Linked DNA regions of Homo sapiens: region 2 is linked to region 1. The links are chromatin loops, found by intact Hi-C in ENCODE. Cell type or tissue: Caco-2. All regions are shown on one strand. Region 1 overlaps PDE4D (phosphodiesterase 4D). Region 2 overlaps PDE4D (phosphodiesterase 4D).

Region 1 (8,000 bases):
ATTTCTTGGCTTCATATAAAAATCACCCATTGATAGAGTCAGAAGGTCAGCATGTCAGTCGGGTGATAACCATGTGCAACACATTTATCAGCATTTCTATATGCACTACTCTTTACTAGTTTATGACACGAGAAGAGTCATTCGAGCAGTCAGAAAATATAGAGGAAAACTTGGAAGTATATATTTTAGAATGGGAAACACAGGAGGCAATGGAAGGTGTGCCTAGATTAGAATTGCCAGTGGTGGTGGCAAACTAAGGGTGAAAGAAAGCCACAGGGAAGAGGCAAAAATCCTCCCGGATACTATACAACTCTTGCCATAAAGAGTAACTACTGTGTCTACAACTCACCCAGTACAATCTCCTGAAAAGTGCCATCTACTAAAAGAAAATTAAAAATAAAAATTGACTGTAATATTCTTTGTAATATGGAAGAACTCACTGTTCTACTTTCCATGCAAAGGACAGATGTTGAATGCCCATGATGGAGCAGGCATGGTGCTGGGAACAGGGGTTCATTGCTCTACAAAGATGAGCAAACCCAGTCTACTCCAAAACATGCTCACAGGAGAGGTACGTGAGACAGAAGACAATAATTGTAATCCTTCAAGAGTTAGAGAAATGTACAAGGTTTCATGACAGCACAGAGAAGAGAGTTTTAATTCTAATTGGGGAAGTCTAGGAAGGCCCTTCAGAAGAAATGTCCACTGAGGGTGAATCTAAGCAACAGAATTTGGATATTAAATCATACTAAAATAATTATTGTAAAATGACAACAGTTTAAAATGCTCAAATAGTCATATATACCAAATTATTATTTAAATAGAAAATCTGATTTTTACCCTGAATTTGTATCTCAAACAAAAGTTTGCTTAATTACCTATACTTAAGTGAGAATGAATGAACCATATCCGCATCAACAAGGGATCATCTTTCAAACATAATTTTGCAAGGGGGTGAGGGAAACAGCCAAACACAAAAGAGTACATGCTATATTATTCCTTTTATATAAAATTCAAAAGCAGGAAATTTAAAAAGTTTGTGATTTTCAAAATCAGGATCACTATTATTTTTAGTAGGTGGGGGCAGGGGCTTAAAGGGGCATAAAGGTGACTTTTGGCTGCTGGTACTATTTTTAATCTGGGTGGTGATTACAGGGGTGACCTTTGAAAATTAGAATTACTTATTTTTCTTCTTTGCATTTGCAACATCCAAAAAGAGTTTTTCTGTTTACAATATTTATATGTTCTTCATAGGTGACAAATAGACAAAACATATCAAAAAATACACATGTATTTGTATGTATGCATAAAACCTGTTTCTGCTACAATGACTTTATTTGCATGCAAATTTAATGGTGAGATTAGATATATAGAGTTATGATGAGATCATCAAGGCCATTTAAATGGCAAGCAGCCACACTATGTCCCTCTTCTGTCTGGCAGAGATCACCAATGGATCACAGCACATTTTCTCTGAGACCAACGCAGCTCTCAGTACATTATTCCAGGCAGCTACTGCTATTCGTAATTACAAGTTGCCCATAGATTAAAAAGACTAGCTATCTTGGTTTTAAACAATGCAGACTGTCTAATTCTTTTGATATTTACATGAAAAAGATCTTGCAATAATGGAGGGATTTCACATATATTTCTAGGTAAACATAAAATTTCATTCCTATGTACGTAAAATGATTTTTTCAGTTACACGAATACCTTTAAAAAGTTGTCTGCTAACATCAAATTTGCTTTTTTGTGTGTGTTTTATATTACCCTAGAAGCTCTTACTGATTCATATACTAGTAGACTCTTAACGAAACACAGAAAAGTAATTGGGCTATCTCTTTTTAAAGCAAAACACTCAGGGAATCTTTAATGGTTAATTTTTTTTCCCAAGCTGGTGAACTCCACCCTCAATCACACTTAATCCAATGTGCAGTTGTTAATTATAACAAAATAATGCTTTTACAGTTTGTTTTGTTTTGTTTTGGTAACTACTCATAATAAAATAGTAGATATCAGAGACAGGAATGCTAAATGCCTGCTCTAACGTATTGCATTCTTGACATTTCTAGCCCCTGTGGCTGTTCAGCTCATCCTAACACTTCACGCCACAAGAACAGACCTAACCAGATCTCTATTTTTGTCTGTTGTTCTTTAGAAATGATGGAGAAAGCATCTTAAGCCTTCTGCACTGAGCTGGGATGGCGGGACAAAGGAAAAAGGAGTCCTTCTCAGTCTGGTCTGATAGAGATGATGAGGCTCAGCTCCAGGGAGATAATAATCTGTGAATTACACAACCAGGAATGCACCTTAGGACTAGAAGAGTAAGGGATTTGTAGAGGTAGAGAATGCCTGGCAGTGTGATTACCGTAGGACCAAGCCACAGGGTGGCACCCAGTAGGAAAGATACATGGAGAAAGTCTTTACAAAGGTGCACCTAGAGATAATGCTCAGGTAGCTGACCATTCCTTTCAGATGAAACCCCTGCCTAGTTGTGCTTCCTTAGAGGGTTCTCATTGAGTTTTAAATAACTAAATCAGAGGTGGTTTAGCTTCCCACTGACCACTTCTTATTTTGCCACCTCCACTAAGTAGTTTACTTCTTTGACCCACCTAGATAGCAGTGTGTCTTCTTTGAATCACACTATTAACGTGATTTATCTGGAATACCTAGCTCTATATAAATGCTTAATTCTGACTGTGTTAAAAAAGACTACCTTATGGAAAAGAAACCCTTACAAAATGAATCAGCTTTCACATTTAGAGTTCTTGATTATTTAGAAAGTCATACCAATGTGTAAACTTCAAAAATGCATAATATAAGCTAACAGTTCCTGGTCACTCACAAGGAGCCAGCCATGTGCTAAGCACTTCAGGTAGATCAACTCATTGAACATATTAACATATACATCATTGCTAAAGGTAACATTTTATAATTAAGAAAATATGCGAATCATGAAATTATCTTATTTGCCACTCAAATTTAGGCAAGCCACTTTACTTCATTAGGCCTCAGTCTGAGGAATAAGACTAATGAGTACTGTCTAGGATTCATCATGAGGATCTAATGAGATAATTAGGTCAAGTGAACAGCACAGTGCCTGGCACATAGTTAAGTACACAATAAATACAAATTGCCACAATTTTTAATTCAGATGAAGACTATATTGAGAGGAAAGAAGTAAATTTAAAATTTCAAGATGCGAATTACAGCTACTTACTTAGCTATATGACATAAGTTTAGGAATTACATTATAGCTCAATACAAATTATAATAGAACTGCTTTCACACATTTGCCTGACAGACTAATTTTTAGCTCTCTTTTTCAGCTCAAACTTCATTTTTGAAGTTAAAAAAATATTTCTCCAGCCAGGCATGGTGGTGTATGCCTGTAGTCCCAGTTACTGGGAAGGCTAAGGCAGGAGGATTGAGACTAGGAGTTCAAGGCTGTAGTGCATATGATCACACCTGTAAATAGCCACTGTACCTCAGCCTGGGAAACACAGTGAGACCCTGTCTCTAAATATATATATATATATATATTCTTCAACAAATCTTTTTACCACTTAAGCATTGACATTGTTTTTAACAGTTTTTCTTGACCCTACTTGACTGGAAATGTTAAAGACTAGCAAAATGTTTCCAGCTCCACATTGGGGTTAGGGGTGGGGAAAATCAGATTATAGGTTATTCTCTGTGGTCTCTTTTATTTCAAAGGTTTTATGGTGCTACTAACTGGTCAAATGCCAGAGAGAAGGAAAACTGCAATTTATAGTCTGACCAGAGGAAGAGAGTCAATAAGCTGAACGAGTCAGGAACTAGCTAGATCTCCAAGGAATGGAGCCGTGTCAAAGTCCATGTTCTATTTCTCAATATATCTCTAGGGCTCACGGTTGGAGGCTTGTATACAAATCTTGGGGGGAAAGGCAGACAAATACCATAGGCAAACATGTTCTTGATATACATAAGATTAAAAGAAGAAACTTGAACAGTCTAGGACAGGAAGGAAAAGTATAAGTAGCAGCTTGTTGACTACTTTTCTAATACCATGAAACAGAACTATGTGTAGCCAAAGCAGTTTAGATAGTGAGGAAAAGCAAACAAAACAATAAGAACAACAACAACAAATATGGGATGTAGTTTCGACAGACCAAGATTTTTCTGCAGCACTGTAATTTTATAAGCTGTGCGACTTCAAGTTTTATTCATACAGTTTATTCATACAGTTGCTTCAACTGTATATAGTACTAAGTTCATTGTCTGTCAAAGAGTAGATGCCCAATACATTGTAGCTATCATTAATGAGGTTATGACTCCAACTATGACTATAGACCTAGAAGCTGCTTTCTCCAGCTAGCTGGTGATCTAGCTGCCAATCAGTTACTTGCTATTCTATAACAAAGTTGCAGTATCAGAGCAAAAATCACAGCCCGCTGTTGCCTATCCCATGTTAGAATGCCATTGGTTAAAAGTGGACACATTTTACAGTAATTTATCCTGACTAAAATAGTATCAGTCATATAAATTCCTTGATGCAAAGAAAAAACTCTGTGCCACATTGCAATGGAATGACATCCTGAATGTTAGGAATTATTATTTTCTGTATTCCATATGAATGTCTCAAGCAAGTTCACTAAAAAGAGCTCAATTTCTCATCTTTGATGTATTTTAAACAAGAAAGAGAATTAGATACAACGGGAGCACTTTTCTCTAGGAAGTCTGAAAACAATTACATACTGAAATTATGTTTAATGAAACATTTATTTTAACAAGTCACACTGGTGCCATCTATTTTACAATTTAGAATGAATATTTTGCAATATGAAATGAAAAAAGACCAAGAAGTCACTCACTAGCAGTTTTCAAAGGCCATAAAGAAGAATTGGTTTATCTATTGATTCACTCTCATTATATCTACTGACAACTAAGAGGAAATGGGTTAGAATTTAAGCAAAGAAGATTTGTATTAGATATAAAGAAAACTTCCTAACTCTGTGGGTTTAAAACAACAGGACTGCTTCCTATAAGGGTACTTTGGAAGATGCAATCCTTGGTGTGCATACATTCTACACCTAGTTTCTAGTTTTCTAATTTCTTATTCTTCCTCATGTGTAGTAGGGAAATGGAAGGGCTTGCAGGTGACCCCCTTTACCCTATGGCAGAAATTCTTAGGGCTGAGATGGGGGGCAAATGTCCTCTACACTGAGTTTCATTAATGGCAGCTTTTGCCCAGAGGTTGCCAGTGTTATTAAACAGGGTAGGGTGCTAGATGGTGGATGCTTAGTTCAAACTGGGCTGGAATTCTTCCATATTGGTCTCTGTATAATCTCTTTTTTCTTGCCACACTTCCCCAGCTCTTCTCTTGAAATATTCCCTTGTGTTTTTCTAACTCTTATTCTGAAGAGCAGTTCACCCTTCTGTTAGCTTCTCTAATTCGCATCCTCAGCCATCACCCAGGATGCTCATTAGGGAGCCAATCCCCTTAGAAGGCTTAGGACAGATAATAAATACTTACAATATTGCCCCTGTCATGCTAAAAAACTGCATCCATAGGTTCTGGCATTCTTCCTACTTTCCATACTTTTGAAATGCTTTCTAATTTAGGTCAAACTTGACAAAGAACTAGGCAATTTGAGAGCTGAGACATATCACTGGCACGGGCTCTCATTAGTTAGTTACCTGTACACAGTTATATTTAACAGTGTCTCACCCAGGCTTGCTGTCATTGTGCCCCATGTGGTACCCCAGCCCTTCCCATAGGCACCAATCCCTGGAGAGATTTGGTGCTTGTGGCTGAAGTATACCTTACTTCTGTCCATTTTCTAATATACCTTCAACCCCTGTATTATATTTTGAGATATTGGATCACCTCTGGAAAGGCTTCCAAGAAAATCTATATTGATTTTTTATTAAGACTGTGCTTTCTTTGTGACTATCTTCCTTACCAACCTAGCTAATATCCCTCAGGCCCTATTCTCTATACCTTTATCTAAACTTTGACAATTCTATATGTTTAGTATTAGTATTATTGGGAATATTTATACATATCGCTCAGCATCTTTCCCTAAAAAGCTTAAAAACTCCTTAAAGGCCTCATTAATATTCTTCCCCTTCAGTTTCATCTTAGAATCTACTTTTCTCAATCTTGCTAGTAATGGTTGGGTGGATCCATGACTAACCATTCGTATACTCATGGTTACCTTCATGTCATCATCCCTTCTGATTCAATAGAATTCACTACATGATTGGAATGATTGACAGAGGAACTACTAAGTGAGCTATTCCTTTACCTCTCCTAAAAGGCAAGTTTTAATGATAAGGCCAAAACCATGGTGTGCCTCAGATCCGTGGGGAAGAAAAAAAAAAGAGTTGCAGTCAGGACTAAGTATTATTGCACACATAACCACAGCCAGTTGACATGATAGAAAAAGAGGGTGGAGAACCCCATTTTGAAATACCAAAAGAAGCGTCTTGCTTCTGAAGAATTTCATACCAATTCAGCATTTCTTTACCAACAACCATACTCACTTCCTGAATTATCAGCTATGCATCATACAGTGTTTAGTGCATGATTTTCTCATTCCAGATGAGCCTAAAATAAACTTGTAAAAAATAAGATGCTAAATAAAATGAATAGATCTTAACTATTATAGTGATAACTCTTCTGTGATATCTCAGAAGTGGGAAAAGTTACATAACTTCAAGGTCTTATAAGGCAGAGGTATTTGAACTGCTACATTACCTACGAGTTTATCCCAATCCATATAGAGATACAGAATACACAAATGACTCTCCCGCGGTAAGGCAGCACTGCAGAGAGTAAAACTGTAAGTGATCTTAACAGTCATTAGCTTAGTGGTTTTCAAACAATATTCCTTGGAATCCTAAAGTCTTTAGAGGTATTTTAAGGAGAGGGTTTGAATTTGGGGTGGGGGGTAAATGTACAAACTCAGTGGCTGTTTTATTGTTTTATGTGTGCTTATACTTTTTACTTATATATTTCACACATATCTATGTTTTTAAAAATTATATCTATATATTGAATTTATATATGATTTTATATCTAAAAATTACAGTATAAATATTCATTTATATTAACTTCAACTCACATTTCATTAATAAAAAATGTCCCATTGAAATAAACGTGTTTAAAATCCATTGACCTGCCTTGCCCCTTTTATTTTACAGGACAGTAGACTTGGCTTCAGAGGGACTAGGTGACTCCTCCAGGGACACAGAGCATGTTAGAAGTACAGTGGACAAATGGCTTTTTCCAGGGAATCTCATACTTCATGACTTTAAAGAGTAAACCTATCTGTGATCCACTCTGTGTCTTTCTAGTTATGTTTTAAATACATCAAATATTTCAAGGTATCTTAATCATTTCTAAAAGCTGTATATCTTTAAGTATATTTCATAACAGATACATCACTAACTTGGGTAATAGGACCAAAAAAAGTTTACCTCATGCTCAAAACCCTGAACCAACTTTGACAGTAGTCACATACCTAAACCAAATCATAATATATATTGCACAGGCAGAAAATATGAGAATTCCATTTGTTTGCGTATTTACAAGTTTCTAAGATAGAAGAAATAGGAAGGAAGATTGCATATTTTTTTCAAAGCTGATCTTAGATGTCATACAAAATCTGATATGTACTACTTGTTTCCAACCTGAAGCCTTACAGAGCTTGCAGAGAACAGAAAAACTTGGTAATAGAATTGGAAAGATAATCTATTCAAAATTGTGAGGCATTGGCCTTTTGTTCTTTATTGTCTGTTATAAAGACCAGAGGACCTTATTTGCTACCAGTAGAGAATATAATGGTCTACAAGCTGCAAGAGCCTTTCACAAAGCTATTTTTCAACAACCAACAGTCTTTCACAAAGCTATTTTTCAACAACCAACAACGTCAACCCTGAATTTCATAGGCTACCATACTTCCGAAAAGAAAACTGCCAAATACTGTAATGCATCTAGAAATATTCACAACATG
Region 2 (8,000 bases), 58 kb after region 1:
TTTAAAAATTGTGAACTTAGAGCACCGCTATTTCCCTTTCAAATCTCCCTCTCTCACCTCCTTTCCTCCTCTACTCCTTCTTTTCTTTTCTTCCTTCTTTCCTTCTCATTATTCACCAACGAACCCACCAACCAATCAGCAACAATTATTTGTTGAAGCTTTTTGTTGTTTTCTCATTAAGATAAACCAATTAAGTAATCTATTTTTTCTATTGATAAATTTGTTTATAGAAAATAATTTTAAAGTATTCAATTTCTAAAGTCGGTTGCTCTAAAGACCCATCCTTGGAGAAATCCAATGATTTCCTGCACTTAACACTGGGATGAAACACAGGGCCCAGGGACATTCATATTAAACTTGAACTGACTCCATCTGTACTTTGTTCAGTCTGTTTATTGTGCTTCTATTGAGTTTTCATTCTCTCAGTCTGATTTCCTTTCTGCTCCTGTTCCACCAACATGGCACCCTGAGGGCTTTTCTCCATACATCAGACATGTTACCTGGCCTATGTCTTTCCCTCGCTCCCTGAGATGGCATTCTTGGAACCTGGCATTGAACAGGGCCTTCCTCCTATAATGTGTAATGATAATCCTCCAATCTACTGCCCTGCCTAGACAAGATTTTTATGCTTAGGGTTGGAATCAAGTTTTTCAAGCACAACCCCTGTGACAGCTAATATTTAAGGGTCTCAGCAGAATTTAATTTGTAAAGAACTAAATATAAATATACTTCTTAAATCTGGCATCTTGCTCATCTTCTTGCCTTTGTGTTCTCCCTGTTCTTTTTTCCTTTCTTTCAAATTATCTCCTGCAACATTAAGAAAAGTGTGGAATGGAAAAGTAGTCATAAAAAGAAAGCTAGAGTTTGGCTCTGAAATGTCTATGAGATGGTGTGAAAAGGCGCCTCAGGACTGAACTGTGCCTGGAAAGGCAACTTTTTCTTCACTATATGCAGCCTTCCTGAGTCACTGGTCACTGCTAGCAGCACAGAAGCCACAGAATGAAAGGAGAGCAAGTGCTGAGTGTAATATGGGAATTATAGAGAAACAGGGAGTGAGTTCTTCTGTTGTACTGTATGACCATGTCACCGGTCCCTCTTAAAAGATAATCTAAAAATAGAGTACACGCATGCGCACTTGTGCACACACACTATAAGGTCTGCTCAAGTACTAGGATTATTTGGGCTTGAGGATTTTTGGATTGATTGAATACAACTTTATTTATGTATCCTTGATTCAGGAATAAAAAAATGGCTAAAATCTTTTGCTACATAGCAATTAGAGATTTAGGGATAACATAATCTGAGGATGTCTTCAAGTCTCAGATATGTAACTTAGCTGTGCAATCTTAGGAAAATTATGCCTCTTTCATGGGCCACATAAATTCTCAGGACTAATTAAGACACACTATTGGCACAATAACCAGCAAAATGCCTTAGTTTGGTTTTTATAAGTGTGCTGGATTTTTGGAAGAAGTCCAATAACTACATACTAAGGAAAATAGTTCAATCATTTTTTATTGCTTTAGTTCTTATCATTCACTCAGTATTGCTGGTGATTGAGGGAACATAAACCTCTAGAGGAATGAACTGATACCACTGCATGAGACCAAAGGCAACTAATCATGAAATGAGACAGTCCTGAAGTAACTGGTTCTGATTCTGACCAAGCAACCCAATGAGTAGTTTATGGGCTCATGTCATCCCTTTGAAAAGCACAAATAAAGAGCAAAGAAAGGAGGTCACACAAATGGAGGTTACTCTCCTGAGTTTGTCAAGAAGCTCATTGGGCACTCCATAGTTGGGAACACTGGTATTCTAGAATCTTTATGGCTTATGGGTCAAATCCAATGCTATCTATATTTACATTATGTTTTAGGCATTGCAGCATATATTCACCATCCTTTTCTTCCTCATGCTCTCCTCCCTCAGTGATATTGGGTTTAGTCACATTATGTGCTGTGGCTAACAGAATGTGGGCACAAATGATACTGCTTTATAAACTGAGGCCTTACAAAGTATTGAACATTTCTACTTGCCACATTGGGAGTTGTAAACTGTGCCACAAGGACACGCCCTGGGAGATCACTGGTCCAAGAAGGAGAAACATGAAGAACAAGCATGAAGGCAACCTGCAGCCTGAAGCAGCACTATTCTGACCCATTAGTAGGACTATGAGCAAGAAGCAAATGTCATTGGTATTTTGTAGTTGATTGTTCGGTAGCATTACTGTAGCAATAGCTGACTAATGCACCTTGCAATAATAGATCAACACAGAAAATGTGAATTTTGTTTTTCTCTTGGAATCTCAACAGTTCTGACTAATTCAACTAATCCCTAACCTTTCTATTTTATTTTGCCTATTCAAGCTTGCTAGCAATCTAGACTGTTATCATTCCTTAAATATGCTTCATGTAGTGTACAGTGCCTCCACCCTCGACAATTCCCATCTGTCTAATCTTTTTATGCAAGATTCAACTAAAATTTTTTTCTTTCATGAAGAACATCAGATTCTCCCACTAATTCTTTCTGAGAGAGAGGCAATTTCTTCTTTAAGCTCTTTTATCTCTCTCTCTTGCTTTATTGATGACCATCTGTGATAAATTATAGTACCCCTAGTATTGTTCTATACCACTTATTGGTTAATATATCCCTTGGCATTTGAAAATGCTTTAAGGACTGGAATACTTCTCTTGAATTTCATACAGAATAAGCCCTTCATTAGTTACAATTTAAATTAATTCACTCCCCTTGCCCCCAGTCTGCTTCTTCTTTGGATATCCTAACTCAGTAAATGTCATTCCCATCCTCCTAGTTGTCCAAGCCAGAAATGTGAGTGATTATTAATCCCTATTTCTCTTACCTATTAACCAAGTCCTGTTTAGTCAAAACCCCTAAACATCAATCAAACCTATTCACCTCTCTCCAGCCCCACTGACATTATCTTAAAGCCCTTCACCACTCTTTCCTGGAATATTGTAATTGATTCTCACATGTTCTACCTACTTTTGGTCTTGAAGATTTGCAATCCAATTTCCCACAGCAGCCAAAGACATTTTTTTTTTGAAGTGCATATTTAATTATGTCATTTGCTGCTTAAAATATTTCACTGGCTCCCCACTGCAGCAGAATAAAGTAGAAATTTCTATGTGACTTATCAGATCTTTTATGATCTACAGTTTACCTCTATAGCCCTATTTCTGACTGACTCCCCAACTTATGCTCTATACCTTAGGCCAACTAATTTTTCTGCATCTCCCCAAACCTACCACATTTTATCTTATTCCCAGTCATTTGCACATGATACTGTGTCTACCTGATACCCTCTCTCTCCTTCCACCACCCTTTCCTTGGCTATCTCCTCTTGAGCTTTATATCTCAGATCAGATAACATTTTCATTAAAAGCCCACTCTGGCATTCCTCTCTCCCTCTTGCTCAAGCAAGCATGGCCAGGGGCCCTTCTTGCGTGTTCCTACAGCATCCTGCATTTACATGTTTCCCTGTAGCACTTATGATACTATAGTTTCTGATTTACTTGTAGTTGACTCTATGGGTAGCCTACCCAAGAGCCATTCCTTCCTACTAGGCCCCCAGTGAAATTCAAATATCCACCTACCCTTGCAGCCACATACTTACAGGGAGGTGGGCCTCAGCCCCAGCCACCATGAGGGAAACCTGATTGTCTCAGCTAATCATGAAAGTACGATTTCCAAGGCAGTGATTTGTTAAGACATCGGCATGTGAAACCATTTTGGCCAATAAGACATTGAAGGGAAGTGGGACAAGGGGAGACCATCTGGAAATGATTTTTTTTCTTTCTTAAAAGAAGACGTAAAAAGAAGATCCTCTTTTCTGACTGGCCATAGTTATCTGCATGTAATAGGTGGACCTGTGACAGACATCTCGAGTTTACAGGAACAAACCAGAAAACTCACCAACACTTGAGGCTGGCAGAAGAGAAAGATGAAAAAGACTCAGGCCGCCTTTGATAATGTCACTGAGTGACTTGGAGCCTCCCACCTCAGGATGGCTTTGGTTTAAGCCAGTTAAGTTACAACTTTCTGGCAGTTACAGCTGCAAGCATTCTCACTGACTGACACATGTCTATCTTCCTCACTGTACTGATTATTAATGAGAATTTATGCTTGGAGATGGAACTGCAAAGGAACTAAGAACTAAAGAAAACATCTTAGAAGGCTGCATGGCATCATGGTAATTAATAGGGAAAACTTTATTAATGTGGCATCATATAGAGAATCAGAATCAGCTTTTGAGGAAAAGGATGTAGAAGTCTTCTGATTTATTTTCTGGGCCAGAGAATAAAATGGAACAGTAATAGCCTTTTGAAAAGCTAGGTTTAAGATGATCACAGAAATCCTACTGTACCAAATTCAGAAGCCTCTAGAAAAGTGACCTAATTCAGTTTCTGCTGTGCTCTGCCCCTTGCTGTTCACTTTCCTATCTCAGCTCTGGTTTTACTTCAAAAGCTCAGGAACTTAAAAGGGGGAAACCTAACAACATATTTACCTAAACTCTGATCAAAGATCCAAGAAAAGGTCAAGGTGATAGCTGAACCCACAATTATATTAACCTTTTGTGGAAACATTGAACAATGCAGTAGTATCTTTGCTTCTGCAGAATATCTTGTTAGAAACAGGAATTTCAAGAATAGCCAGAAAGATAAATCTTCTTGCTACCTACGTTTTTACGCTTTAAATAGTAAATGCATAGCAAAAGGACCTACACAGTAGTGTATTAAACAGTGACACCTTTGTATTTATCAATAACAGAACTCTCAATATTCATAAGGAAATGTAAGATAATATGGATAACCAAGATTATTGCTTGAGCATATTCTTTAAAAATTGGCAGACAGTTCAAGCTCCTATAGTGCTGCAAATGGAACTTATTGTATACTTATAGTTACTTGTAAAATGAGATAATTCGTATAAGGTAGAAGTTACCCCTCCCTTGAAAGTTTGGTAGAACTTGTATGTAGAATTATTTGAGCCAGTACTATTGACAGTCTGCTTATTCACTAATTTCTATGTGTGGAGGGGTAGGGGTGTCTAAAATTGTAACTATTGATGCAATCTGTCAAATTGTATAGGTCTACTCTAGATTTTTTTTTTAAATGTGTTGAGTCACAATGATAAACTAGATTAAGAAAATGTGGCACATATACACCATGGAATGCTATGCAGCCATAAAAAATGATGAGTTCATGTCCTTTGTAGGGACATGGATGAAGCTGGAAACTATCATTCTCAGCAAACTATCGCAAGGACAGAAAACCAAACACCGCATGTTCTCACTCATAGGTGGGAATTGAACAATGAGAACACATGGACACAGGAAGGGGAACATCACACACCGGGGACTGTTGTGGGGTGGGAGGAGGGGGAAGGGATAGCATTAGGAGATATACCTAATGCTAGATGACGAGTTAATGGGTGCAGCACACCAATATGGCACATGTATACATATGTAACAAACCTGCACGTTGTGCACATGTACCCTAAAACTTAAAGTATAATAATAAAAAAAAGAAAAAAAATGTGTTGAGTCAGTTTGTTTCATTTTTGTACTTTTGTGTTACAATCAAACTTAAAAATATAACCCATGGTAAAAATACTGCAGCTTTAAAAATACATTATTATTTTTCCCTCTCTGTGATTCTGGAGCCATATAGTCTATAGAGTAGCCCCCCCCAAGACACATATAACTATTAAATACTTAAAATATGGCTAGTCCAAATTGAGATGTGTCAAAAATATAATACACACTCTGGATTTTGAAGACTTAGTATGAAAAAAATAATTTCACTGACTTTTAAACTTTTAAAAATCTGGCTATTAATAAAAATCTAAAATTGTATATGGGGTGTGCATTATATTTCCACTGGGTAGCACTGTTCTAAAGCATTCAACAGCTCTCCTCACATTATGCCCTGCACTACAGACATTGACATATGTGTAATCTCTAAAACACATGTTACAATGAAAAAAAGCATATTATTTCGAAATAGATGTGTGATCTTGCTTGGAAAAGACACATAACTTTCTTGCATTTCCATTGCTTCATCTTTAAAGTAAAAGGGCTGCATAAGATGATTCCTAAATTCCTTTCCAATTCGCATATATTTAATGACTTCATCATTTCCCCAATAGATTCCAAAGCCAGAGAATACAATTCATGTAATAGCTCATTTCAGTTTGATAAATATTTCTGAAGCATTTGTCATGTGCCAGGTCCTGTGAGAGGAGGTAATTTTACACCTAACCATCTTCCACCTTTTTTTAGCACTATTCTTTATTCTTGGCAACTCTTTGAGAAATATCTATGGAATGAATGGACACATTATTATTCTGCTGTCTCATATGTTAATACAGAAACAGAAATACACACACACACACACACACACACACACACACACACACTCCAGACTGGCTGTGAATGAAATACCAAAAAAAAAAAAAATTAAATTGAGTTGTGATTCTTTAGCAGAAACTCAAGTGCCCATATAACTGAATGGTCTCTGGATCTGGTAGCTAAAAGTGCTTTACTCTTTCTGAAAAATGGAAAATGCATTATAAGTCTAAGTAAAGAGCACTCCAATTTTAGCTGCCTTGGCCCCTTCTGAGGCTTTCCTGGGTCAATAATTAGCAACAGAGCCCAGGAGACTGGGGGAAGGAACAGGATGATGAACAAGTGCAAATGAGCTACCTTAAGAAAGCGATAGCACAAAGCATGAGAGCACTCAGAATTGTACTGCAAAGTGTTCAGATTAGGCAGGCCCAAAAATGAAAAAATTGAAAATTAATAAACCAGAACCTAGCTGTATGCACTGACTTAATGAGATCCGTTGTTAATGTAACACATTTTTGCCTACTACTTTTGTGAAGACTTCTTAAATTATTTTAAATATTTCTCAAGAAATGCCTCTCCAATTTTACTGGGGTTCTTAACGTTCTTCTCAATTTTCTTTCCAAAAGCATAAGGGAGAGAAATGAAAAGATGATTTGAAATACTAGAAAGAATGTAGGACTAAGAGCCAGGAAATTTGGTTTCTAGTCACAGAACTGCTACAAACTGGTGATATGGAGTTGAACAAATTGTTTAGTCTTCTTTGGTCCATTTCTTCGTCTGAAAAATGAGGATAAAGCTCTGTATATTCTAGAGGTGGATAAGGGGGATCAAATGAGATAATGGTAAGAAAAATTACATTTACAAGATACAAATGTTCTATAAGTGTATTTTATACAAAATTATCAGAGAAGTCTCTTATGAGCTAAAATATGATAATAGCACATGTGGTCCAAGATCCAAAAGTGAAGACTAAGAAGAAAAATATATAACAAAAATTATATCCTTTTATTAGAAATAGCACAATATCCATTAAACTAACCTTTAAAAGCACAGGGAGCAGTGGTTAATTATATAGACTCTGAAGACAGACTAGTGGAATTTGAGGTCTGACACTGCCATTTACTAGCTGTGTGATTTGGGGCCTCTCACTTCACCTTGTGTACTGCAGTTTTCACATCTGTAAAAAGGGGGTAATAATACTACATCCCTCCTATGTTTGTTGTGAGGATTAAAGCACTTCACATATATGAAACACTGGCACAATGTAGGTATTATATAAGTATAGCTGTTATATGGGAGTACATTCTAGAATGCTTTAAACTCTAGGCACACTTCCTAGCTAGCATTTGATTTATCTTGTTTGAAAAACAGCCTGTATTTAACATATACATATCAGAGGTTGGAAGTGTCACAAGTGTATGTTGGGAGAACAAAGAAAAGCAACTTCAGTACACAATCCACAAAATAATAGCCTCGATGGACTCTACACTTCAGAGGGCTAAATTAGATGGTGAAACCAAGTACACTCATGTAGTGCCTTGGTACATGTGTGGCTTTGTGTTTTTACATTTTCCTCAGGTACTGAAATAATGACTAAAAACACCCTGTATTTGCATTGCATTTAAAAAAATCA

What was found. A loop is a pair of places that touch in the nucleus more often than their neighbours do. Peaks named below come from ENCODE experiments on the same cell type or tissue, not always from the same donor. Only the 100,000 strongest peaks of a DNase experiment are listed, where the experiment ranks them.
Region 2: it touches region 1 in a loop (4-fold over the local background); 12 of 110 quality-filtered maps call a loop at or near these places.

The regions. Positions count from the first base shown.
Region 1 is chr5:59,262,748-59,270,747 of GRCh38, forward strand. The region is part of intron 1 of PDE4D (phosphodiesterase 4D); the gene reads right to left. Among named protein-coding and RNA genes, the nearest start is that of PDE4D-AS1, 230 kb to the left of the region's middle. In Caco-2, no CTCF peak of the experiment used is centred here; a DNase peak (open chromatin) is centred at 3,844.
Region 2 is chr5:59,320,733-59,328,732 of GRCh38, forward strand. All of the region lies in intron 1 of PDE4D (phosphodiesterase 4D), which reads right to left. Among named protein-coding and RNA genes, the nearest start is that of PDE4D-AS1, 280 kb to the left of the region's middle. RefSeq lists an enhancer at 7,849-8,000. In Caco-2, no CTCF peak of the experiment used is centred here; no DNase peak of the experiment used is centred here.